Linked DNA regions of Homo sapiens: region 2 is linked to region 1. The links are chromatin contacts, found by Hi-C in ENCODE. All regions are on one chromosome and are shown on one strand. Each heading gives the region's core, a stretch centred on a gene start or an enhancer-like site at or near the end of the contact. The rest is flanking DNA. Distances are from core to core; before and after follow the strand shown.

Region 1 (5,437 bases), core at 1,698-4,197:
CCGGTCTAGCTCTCACTAGCTTTCTTTTTCGTACATACTCTCTCTCACACACACACTCTCTCTCTCCCTCTCCTTCTTCTCTTTCTCTCACACTCATTCACTCATTCAATTTCCTTTCTCTCTTGCTATCTCTCTCTCTCCCCAAATCCCCTCTTCCCCTGTCTCTTTCAGGCTGGACGCCCCCTCAGCCCTGCCCAGCAGACCTCCACGGGAGCTATGGCCAGAGGGAAGGGGCTTCAGAAGCTCACAGACCGTGCTGGGGCCCTGGGCCCCTCTGACATGGGCAGGTCCTGGTCTTTTCTCTCCTAGGACCCTTTTCCTTCCCTGGATGCATAGATGCTGTCTGCTGCTCCCGGGATGAGGGCAGAAAACAGAAGCAGGAAGTGGGGAGAGCCCTCTCAGAGCTCCCAGAAGGGATGGGTATGTGGAAAAGCTCAGGATTCCTGAGTCAGGAGTAATAGGCAGCCCCTGTGGGATTGAGAGTTCACAGATCTCTGATCCCTGGAGAGCCCCAAATAAGGTGTTGAGTCAAAGGCACAGGCTCATGGGCAGGGATGAAATGGTTTGAGGACTTCTTGTAGCGAGTTACTTAATCTCTCTGCACCTCCATTTTGTTATCTGGCGAATAGAGTTGACGCAAGCCTTGTGGGTTACAGTGAGAATAAAATGAAGTGAAGTGACAGCTGCCAAGGGCGTGGCCCCAGGGCCTGGCTGTAGTCAATGCTGAGTAGATGGCCACGGAGAGGCCTATGTTTGAGGACGTGAGGCCCGTCATGGCAGAGGGCAGCAGGCTTTAGCCACGGTCCTGTTGGCAGCTGGAACTGGCTGGTTCGCCCACCACCACCTTCCTGTTTGGAGCTGTGGAGCCACGGAGCGATTCCATAGTACTGAAGAAGCCGATTGCCTGCAGCCGGGAGCCCGGGGCATCCAGGCTGAACAACAGTGCCCCCAGGTGTCGGCTGCAGAATGAAGGGCCACTCACTTTCCTCCTCCTTTGCCTTTAGGAAGCTGAGTCTCCCAGCCTGCTTCATGGCAGAAGAAAAGGGTCAGGCCCCAGTTTTCCCTGAAGAGAGGCACAGGGAGCACAGGGGGGTGGAGGCCTCCAGGGTGGGGGCAGAGGGTAGCACCCTGGGCCTGGGAGGGCTGGGCGTCTGAGGGGTTGTTGGGGCCACCAGCCTGGACCTCGAGACTCCCCCATGGGAGCTGGAAGGGCCTTGGAGAGCACCTGAGACGCCCCGCTCCGTCATTCGCATGGGAAAACAGGCTCAGAGAAGAGAGGCGGTCTGCCCAGATCACACAGCAAAACCCCCAAAACCTAGAGAGAGAGGATGGCTCTGTGGAAAATCCTTGGCATCCCTTGCCTTTCGATGTGATAAATTCAGTTTTCCTCTCCCTCCTTTCCTCCATTCTCACAGGGCCGTCCGCCATCCCCACTGTTGACAGCCAGCCCCATCAGTCTTATCTCCCCATGGGGTGCTGCCCACACGTCCCCCCGCACTGACCTCAGTTCTTGAGAGAAGCCCTGCCCTTCTCTCGCGGGCCTCCCTTTCCTCCTGCTCATTCCTCCTGTGCCTCCAGTCCCTGTGTGTTGGCTCAGCTTCCCGTCTCCAGGCCATTGCCCACTCAGGGCCTGCCACCTGGAATGCTGTCCTTGAGCCTGGACCTGGCCTGGCTTTCTGGAACCAGCCCACTCCCCTGTGGGGATTTCCAGTGTTGGGTCATTGGTCCTTCACAACTGGCTGAGACCCAAGGATTCTTTAGGGTCCAGTGTGGAGTATGGGTGAACAGGCAGCCTCTCCATCTCCTTTTCCCAGTGTGGCTTTGGGGGCAGGAAGGAGGTTACCACCATTTTGTCTTGGCCTCTGCTGGGGCTTTCCAAGGGCAGGTCCCCTCCCTGGCCCTCTGTGTGCTGTCCCCTGGATGTAGAGAGGTGTCTACATGTCCCCTCATGTAGAGAGGTGGGTTGTTACCTGAGTTCTCTTTTTGTCTAGGAAGGAGTCAGGACCAAGGTTCTGCTGGGGTGTGGTCGTGGTGGGGGCATCACGTAGAACCCAGGGGGGAATTGGCAGCCTGGTAGCCATGCTTTCCTTGGCTTGCCCTGTATTGATGATGATTTTGAATTAGTTACCAACATTGCAAAATCAGGAAATTTCATGTATGGATGGATGCCTGGCTTCTTTGGGGAAGAAAAATCAGATCTGGCAACCCTGGGGCAGCTGGCAGCCTGGCAACCCACAAGGCAACAGTCATCTGGGGCTGCTGGGCCCGAGTTCTCATGCGCTCCCCGCTCAAGTTGCTCTCGGCACTTGTGCTCTGTTTTCCTTGGCCTGAAGGTCTTTGAGCTTCTGGAGTCTTAGCATGAACTCTAAAGAAACCAGTTTGGCTCAGTCTCTGCCTGTGGCAGCTGAAGCTAATGGGAGGCAGATCCTGGAACTGGCCGGTGGGGCCGAGTGTGCGTGCGTGTATGTGTGTGGTCAGGGAAGTGGGTAGTCAGGCTTACAGGCCAGAGGTGGGTAGGGTAGCGGAGGCAAGAACTTAGGGCAGTGGCCAAGCAGCCACACTCCTTGGCAGGTCATGTGCTCTATACCCTGCAGGTAGGGTAGTCCAGGCACAGAGGGCGCAGGCTTGGCCCAAGGGTATGCAGGGGGCAGTTAGTGGCAGAGATGGTGAGGACCTGGTTTCCATCTCCCTGCCTGGCGGGCCACTCTCCCCTGTGATCTCTGTCCTGATCTTGTAGCTGTGGGCACCTCAGCTGAGACCCAGATAGACAACTGCTGGAGGCCTCTGTGGTAACGCAGGGCATCTGAGGCCAGGTGGCCAATTGGAGGGGCTCCTGGGGCCTTTCCCTAGTGCCCAGGGCCTGTCCCACGGGTGGGGGCTCAGGTTTCGGTTCCTCCTCGCTCCTGGGTCCCCAAGTTTCACTTTGATTCAGTGAGCGAGAGCCCCCGTGAGAGCCAACGCCGCTGAACCCCCACCCTCTCTGTTTGTGCACCTGGTTTGCCCCAGCCCCTCCCCCTCCTCTTACCCCCAGTTCCTTTTCCCATGGGGTGGTGTACTGGTGTTCGGGAGAGCCCTGGGGGTATGGGAGAGGGCAGGGTGCTGCCATGTGGGGATCTCAGTTCAGGGAATCAGTTTGGGGGCCAACCAGTAAAAGAGTGGTGGGGCCGATGGAGGGGGATATAGTCTCATCTGCTGTGGGCAGTCCCCTGCCAAGGCGGTCTGGAACTTGAGGTGAAATGGCCTTGGCTTTCTCCACCCTGCATGCCCTGCTGCCCCATGGGGAAGAGAATCCCACAGTCCTTTCTCTCTGGCTTGGGAATATGGTTTAATCCCTGGCTGCATAGCCTGTGGGTCAGAGAATTTACAAGGCTTCAAACCCCTGCCCCTGCTGTGTCCCTTCTTCCTGTCCCTTTCTCTGTCTGGGCCTCAGTTTTTCCATCTAAAACAGGAGATCAATGAATTGCTGAGGTTTTTTTCTGGCACCAAAATTTTGAGTTTCTCCTGGTTCCATCTCAAGTCCTCTTGGCATTATTGTAGGGCAGCAGTTCTCAAATGTTTGGTCCTGGGTCCCTTTAAACTCTTAAAAATTATCAAGGACTTCAAGGAGCTTTAGTTTATGAGGGTTAATTAAAATGGATGAAAGTTTAAAATATTTATTTATTAAAAATAACAGTAACAAACAAGTAACATAAATAATATTTTTGAAATAAGAAAGAACCGAATCTTCCAAACCCAAAATTTAGTATGAATGGCATTGGCTTACAGTTCTGCAGATCCCTTTAGTGTCTGGCTTAATAGAAAACAGCTGGACTCTCATAGCTGCTGCTGTATTCACTCCGTTGTGATGGAACACATCTTACAGCTTCTGAAAACCTCCACTGTAGACTCGTGAGAGAATGAGAGTGAAGAAGACAAATCACACATTAGCATTAATATGAAAATAACAGGTGCAGCAAACCACTATGGCACATGTATACCTGTGTAACAAACCTGCACATTCTGCACGTGTATCCCAGAACTTAAAGTAAAATAAAAAAACAATGAAAATAATTTTGTCCTCACAGATCACCTGAAAGTATCTTGGGGACCCCTTCTTCCAACCCTGGCAGGGCTCCCTGGACTACACTTTGAAAATTTCTGCTTCAGGCTGCTGCAAAGTCTGAACTTGCCTACTTATCACTCATATAGATAAGGTGAGCAATTAAGTGGTTTCAGTTAAAAGAAAGGTGTCATCAGTCATTTCTCCTGTTCTTAGCTCCTTAAGACAGTGGGAGCCATGGCAGGTCTTTGAGCTGAGGAGGGAGTGACAAGACACACTGGGTTTTGGAAATCCTCCACTAGCCGATTGGGATATGTATGTAGTGCTTCTTGCTTCTATCCCAGGTTGAGCTCCCACGGAAAGACATAGCTACCGAGCCTTCTCCCCTTCCCAGCAGATTGTTGGTAGGGCTTGAGGTCTGATTTCCCTCCAGCAGGCTTTCTTCTGTGCCAGCAGCAGCCAGCTCGTGCCACCCGAGAGCCTGGGGAGTGAGTGTTTCAGAACCCTGCCTATTCTCCCCATCCAGCTTAGCTCTGTACTAGCCTGCAGCCACCTGGAGACCCCATCTGGGGCATATTTTTGATGGGAAGAAAACCTAGCAATGCTATTGATTGGGAATGAAACAAAATAAAATAAAGAAGTGGGTTTGGTATTTATCTTGACTCCTGGCATTTGAGGAAAAGCAGGTCTAAAAGACAGTTGACAAAGGGGAGATTTTTGTTCTGATTCCACAGGGGCTTCTGGGTGTTTCTGGAATGTTTCTGGTTGACTCATGTGTGTGTGTGGGAGGGTTGGGGGGTGGGGGCGAGGTGTGTGTGTGCCCGCATGTGTTTAATTTTACTTTGAAATTTCTAGTTTTCATTTTTATTAGTACAAATTAACATTTGTGTTAGTCCTTCCTTGGGGCATTTTATCCCTGTGTTAGAATAAACTGTGGGAGAGGGAGAACAAGAGAATGTCTTAAGGTAATTTGAGAAAAATTGAGAGAGGAAGAAGGATAAAAGGTGTGAGAGAAGGTATGTGTGAGAAACACATTGCTTGTAGCAAAATTAACTGATCTATGAGAGGAAATAGGCAGAAAGAAAGGCATAGCCTCTTGAGGGACTGAACAGTGGAGGACGAAAGTGATGAGGGAGTCAGACACTTCCCAGCACCAGCCACCAGGTGGCACCATCGACCCAGGACAGCTTAGTTGCTGTCCAGGGTTAGGAACAAGAGGGGTAGGGTAGCAGGGCAGTGTGTACCGGCCATTCATGAGCTTGGTATGCTTGTAACTGGGTCGGAGGTGGCAGTGCCCAGGTGGGCTGACCATTAGCTGAAGTCTCACTTCTTCAGCAGCATTCAGTCAGGGAGGGGGAGGCTGGACCATTGCTAGTGGGGATTAATCTGGTCCTTTCT
Region 2 (5,437 bases), core at 876-3,375, 580 kb before region 1:
ACACACAGGCATCTCAAAATTAATTATTTTTAATTGATAGATAATTGTACATATTTATGGGGTACATGTGATATTTGACTCATGCATACAATACGTAATGATCAAATCAGGGTATTTAGAATATCCATCTCAAAAATTTATCATTTATTTGTATTGGGAGCATTTAAATCTAGCTATTTTGAAATATACAATAAATTATTGTTAACTACAGTCACCCTACTGTGCTATTGAACACTAAAATTTATTCCTTCTATCCATGTTTGTACCCATTAACCAACCTCTCTCTATCCCCTTCCCCTCCCAGCCTCTGGTAACTGTCATTCTACTTGCCAACTGCATGAGATCAACTTTTTAGCTCCCACGTATGAGTGAGAACATGTGATATTTGTCTTTCTATGCGTGGCTTATTTCACTTTACATAATGACCTCCAGTTCCATCTGTGTTGCTGCAAATGACAGGCTGAATAGTATTCTGTTGTGTATATATGCCACATTCTTTTTATCCATTCATCTGTTGATGAAGACTTAGGTTGCTTCCATATCTTGGCTATTGCGAATAGTGCTGCAATAAACATGGGGATCCAGGCATACCTTTGACATACTGATTTCCATTCCTGGATAAATATCCAGCAGTGGGACTGCTGGATCATATGGCAGTTCTAGTTTTACTTTTTTGAGAAACCTCCATGCATTTTTCTATACTGGCTGTATAATTCAGTGTATGAGAGTTCCCTTTTCTCCATGTCCTCACCAGCATTTGTTATTTTTTTGTCTTTTTGTTAATAGTCATTCTAACTGGCAGTGTCAAATTTAACAAGTTCAAATGGGAGTTCTTGATCTCCCCCCGCTTCCAAATATATTCCCCTTACAATAGTTCCCATTTCAATAAATAGCACCTCCACGGGCCCAGTTAATAGGTTAAGCTACCAATCTCTGCTTCCACCCTTAACTCCTGTCTTCACATAGTAGCTGACATACTGCTTTAAAAGGTATCAAATCCTCCACCCCTTCGATGGCTTCCTGTTACGTACAATTTTAAAATCCTTATCATGGCCTATTAAGTGCTGCGTGATCTGGCCCCTACCTACCTTTCTGACCTCACTTATATTGTTCTTCCCGTTAAAAAGCTTCAGACAAGCTAGACGTTTTCCATTTCCACAAAGAGCGATCTTTTCTCCTCCAACCCAACCCACCTGGTCCAAGAGTTTTCACAGGGCTTACCCTGCCCCTCTTCCATTTGGCTAACTCTTTATCTTACTCTGAGAGGTCTTCCTTGACTACCCTTCCTTGGTCCCTAATTTATTTAGTTTTATTTTTGAAACAAGAGTCTCGCCCTGTCACCCAGGCTGGAGTGCAGTGGCACAATCATGGCTCACTGTTAACCTCGAACTCCTGAGCTCAAGTGATCTTTCCTCCAGCCTCGGCCTGCAAAAGCGCTGGGATTACAGGCATGAACACCTGGCCCCTATTTTTAAATTACAGCTCCTTCCGTGCATTTTCTACAATTTTAAACACATATTGGTTTAAATGACACTTGATTACCGTCTACCTTCTCCACTACAGAATTAACTTCAGGAGAAGAGGAACCATATCTGCTTTGTTCACTTTTGTGCCCATAATAGTAACGGCACCAGCAGCAACAAACATACAGCATTTACTTTGTGGCAGGCATTATGCTAAGCGCCATACATACAACTAATTTAATATGTACTCCTAGTACATTGTCTGGCAGGTAGCCAATGGTCAGTTTGTTCAGTGAATGAACCCAGACCCTACATGCTCATCTACAGGGTGCCTAGCACCCCAGGAAACTGCTCCTTATACTGTTAGATAACTGGTGCTCGCAGGAATCTTATTTACACTGTATTGGCCTTAGCATGCCTCCCTGCAGTTTCCACCCACTGGTTCTATTTCTGCCCCTTCTGGGGCCACGCAACACGAGCCTGAATCGTCCTTCCGCAAGCTCGCCTTTGCAGTACCCGAAGCCCCACGCGCCCCCTCCTCGTCTGCCTTCCTCCCGCCTCCCGGTGCCCCTCCTGCAGATACAGCTTTTATGCGCGGTGGTCGGGAAGCCCAGCCCCGGCCAGCCAGCTGCTCCCGGCATCCTTCGCCGCCTTGCGCGTCACATGACGGCGGCGGCTCCGCACGATCCCCAGGCAGCTGTCCGCCCCCGGGCGGGGCTGGCCGCACGCCGCAATCCTACCGGCTGCTGCGGCTCCAGCGGGGGCGGCGGGTGGCTTCCAGGGCACCGGCGGCCGCGGCCCGGACTCCGCGGTGGGCGAGCGCCCTGTGAGGTAAGCGGCCGGTGCGCAGAGGCTGCGGGCGAACTTGGGCGGCCGGGGGAGGGGACCCGGGGCGCTTCCCCAGGCGACCGACCCAGGAGGCGCCGCTCAGTCCTGGCCGAGGCTGAGCGTCTGGTCGGGCTTCGGGCATCAGGGGTCTGGCAGGACCATGAGGCGTACCCTCAGGCCGCCCGCGGCTCCGCGGTCCCCCGGCATCCGGAGGCTCAGGCGCGCCGACGGAGAGCTATGCCTTGGTTTACCCTCCCGTAAAACTACCGGACGCGGAGCATGTATCTCCGCGGTGCCTCCAGCCCTGAGATTTTTCGAGTGTGTAAGTAAAGTCGAAGAAGAAGAAGCTGACTCTTGGGATGGGAAGAGCCTTCACCTAGGAACGCAGGGGCAAATATGGGGCTGGGCACCCACTGTGTATTTTATGCAAATCTCAAGGGGCAAATATGGGGCTGGGCACCCACTGTGTATTTTATGCAAATCTCAAGCCTCTCAGACGGTTTTTTCATCTTTAAACAAAAAGTGATAACCCCTGTCCTGCCTCGCTCTTAGGACTACAGTGAAGAACAGAGGGGAAAGTCATTTGAGGAGCCAGAACTCTGGAGTCAGTTAGCTCTGGTTCAGATCACAGTTCTGCCACTTACTGGCTTTGTGACCTTCAGCCAGATTGATTCCTCATCTGTGAAAAGGAGGTAATAAGCTCATGGGTTGCTGGGAGGATTAATTGTAAAGGGTTTAGCACACAGTGTCTGGCACAAAAGCCTCAGTAGATAATGCTGTTAATATAAGCATTATTAGTAAGCTAGAGATTGCCCCACGTGAAGGGCTTTTTCAGCAGAATAATCACATTTGTTTCTATATTTTTAGTCCTGAAAACTGCCGTTTTGGTTTGTAAGACCTTTTCTTTTTCTCATTCTGGGCCCCCTTTGCCTTCTCTTTTACAATTGGCATATGAACCTGTTGTTCCTACCATATGAGTCAGGCTGGATGGGAACATCAATTTACTTGAGCAGATTGGTATCAGATTCCCTCTGAGGGGAGAGAAAAGTGCCAGGCATGTGTAGCCACCGAAAAAAAAAACACAGTACGGTGATTGACTGTCAGAGCTGGAGGATGCCTGGGAAACCATCTAATCCAGCTGTCTCCTTTGCAAATGGAGAGACTGGACCCAGAAGGACGACAGGACTTTGATTTTGCTCAGGACCCAACAGAGTGCTGGCAGTGGGTAGTGGAGAGGATGGACCTTTTACCAGGCACTGTGCTTTCCCTCAGTTCTAATCTCATTCCGCATTTATTCAGCAGCTATATGGAACCCCTACTCTGTCTTGTACACCTACTAGGATCTGGACATAGAGCTGTGAACAAGACACACATGGTCCCTGTCCTCAAGGGGCTTTTTCCAGAGCTAGCTATGTTAGTTTGAGGTTATATAATGTTTTATATATATATCCATCTCCCTGCCCGTTCTCAGTACATTTTAAAATAACAATAAGCTGCAGCTCCCAGTGAGCTTACCTCATAACAGCTGGCCTCCAGGGATAGGAGCACACAGAGAGGCCTGAATTGTTTCCTGATCCCTCACACCAGTTCCAGAGCCCTTGCTGGAGCCTGGTGAGATTTGAGAGACTGGAGAAAAAGCTGCTTTATCAGGGCTTTTAAGAAAGGATTTCCTTCTGCCCTGGAGCACTTGGATTTCTTTGTCTTTCTGGTTTCAAGCCTATTATTGTTTTTAGATTTCTGAGAAGAGCCGCCTTCACCATAGTGCCATCATTTTGGTTGCCGTGGTTATCAGGGGAATTGTATTTTTATGATCGCACAAGTAGCTGTTAAGCAATAAATGCTCAAGCAGTCACCAGGTCACCATGAGTTTCCGTTCTCTGGTTTCTTTCAGTTGCAGTGCAGTTACACTATCCCTTCCTTCCCTCCCTCCTTTTTTCCTTCAATAAACGTGCATTGGTGGCAGTGCCAAGAGGAGTGGGAGTGAGTAGAAATAGATAAAAACATACGTAGACTCTGGCCTTAGGGACCTCAGATTCTTTGGCAGGGATAAAACTGAGGGCAGATTAGTGGGGGCTCTGATGATGTAGATAGGGAGTCAGCAAGAGCTCTCAGAGATGGGAGGGATGGTGTCCTGGGCAACCAAGAAGACATCACTTGCTTTTCACAGGAAGATGTGAAGTAAACAAATTCCTTGTACCTGCTTCAGTCAGGAAATAGATGGAACAAGTGTTTTGTTCTTTCAGTTTGCCTTAATGAATGAACCTATTCTTGAGTTACCTGTCATGGGTTTTGTTTGAAATGTCTGCTAATTTCTCTCATTACCCTCTTTTAGTTTAGTGATTATTAGTTTCCCACTCGTCTAAAATGTTTGATACTGTATACATAAAGGAATGTACACAAAGAGACATTTGATTAAGATTTTGTCTATTTCAGTTTAGATGTTTAACATGTGTGTCTCATTTCACAAGTTGGGTTTACATTCACTCTTGTCTTTCCTTATTTTTTTCTAAGTAGACTCCCAAGTCCTCTCTAATGTCCTTATTAGTGAGAATTCCAGTGTCTCCTTCTCCAGCCTCTCTGGGGGCTTATACATTCCAATGGGGTCAGTCTTACTGTCACTCTCCAGAGGAGAGAGAACTGCATTGTCTGAGCAGTCCACACACATTGTCATTCCTGACACAGCTATATGGCATAACTGTTGAAGAGCTGTCCTACACAGTCCACGGATGTGTGATCACTGCTGCTCAATGCCCTTATTGGACCAAATCTCTGCCAGCATGATTCCATGCTTGGTTTTCCAAGGTTAGAGCTTGTTTCATTTATGCTTGCGTGCTCAGCCATTCTCCCCAAAGCACCTCACTCTGGGCTTTTGTTGAGCTTTTCACCAGGCTGGGTTCCCCTGGTGTCCTGGAGAGTTCTCTTTTAGGGCATTTGGGGCCCTTCCTGCTAGCAACCTTGGTCATGGTCATCTAGACCACCCAAGAGATGTCTCTGTTTTCAAACTTCTTATCAGAGTTTGTGGGCTCAGTCCCTTCTCTTCTTAACCTTAACCCAAATCCCTTTGGCAAATTGGTTCCACATACTCTCCAGGGTTCTGCCTACCGATGATTCTCAGGAATGACAGCCTTCAACAAGATAGCTACCCC

Evidence for each region. A loop is a pair of places that touch in the nucleus more often than their neighbours do. Pooled maps may share reads with other maps.
Region 2: a loop to region 1 is called in a map with no recorded cell type, with 3 times the contacts of the local background. The contact joins the promoter of FBXO10 here to the enhancer-like site in region 1. A Hi-C loop is called at or near these places in 6 of 37 single-sample maps with no recorded cell type and 4 of 50 pooled maps.

The regions. Positions count from the first base shown.
Region 1 is chr9:36,991,526-36,996,962 of GRCh38, reverse strand. All of the region lies in intron 5 of PAX5 (paired box 5), which reads left to right. Among named protein-coding and RNA genes, the nearest start is that of PAX5, 40 kb to the left of the region's middle. RefSeq lists enhancers at 311-811, 713-872, 1,703-1,762, 1,793-1,952, 3,263-3,312 and 1 more. Within about 2 kb of position 2,947, at least 4 of the 41 ENCODE cell types and tissues checked have a DNase peak (open chromatin) inside an H3K27ac peak, as active enhancers do.
Region 2 is chr9:37,573,068-37,578,504 of GRCh38, reverse strand. It overlaps FBXO10 (F-box protein 10), which reads left to right and starts at 2,125. Exons shown (of 11, transcript NM_012166.3): 1 at 2,125-2,294. RefSeq lists a silencer at 2,092-2,471.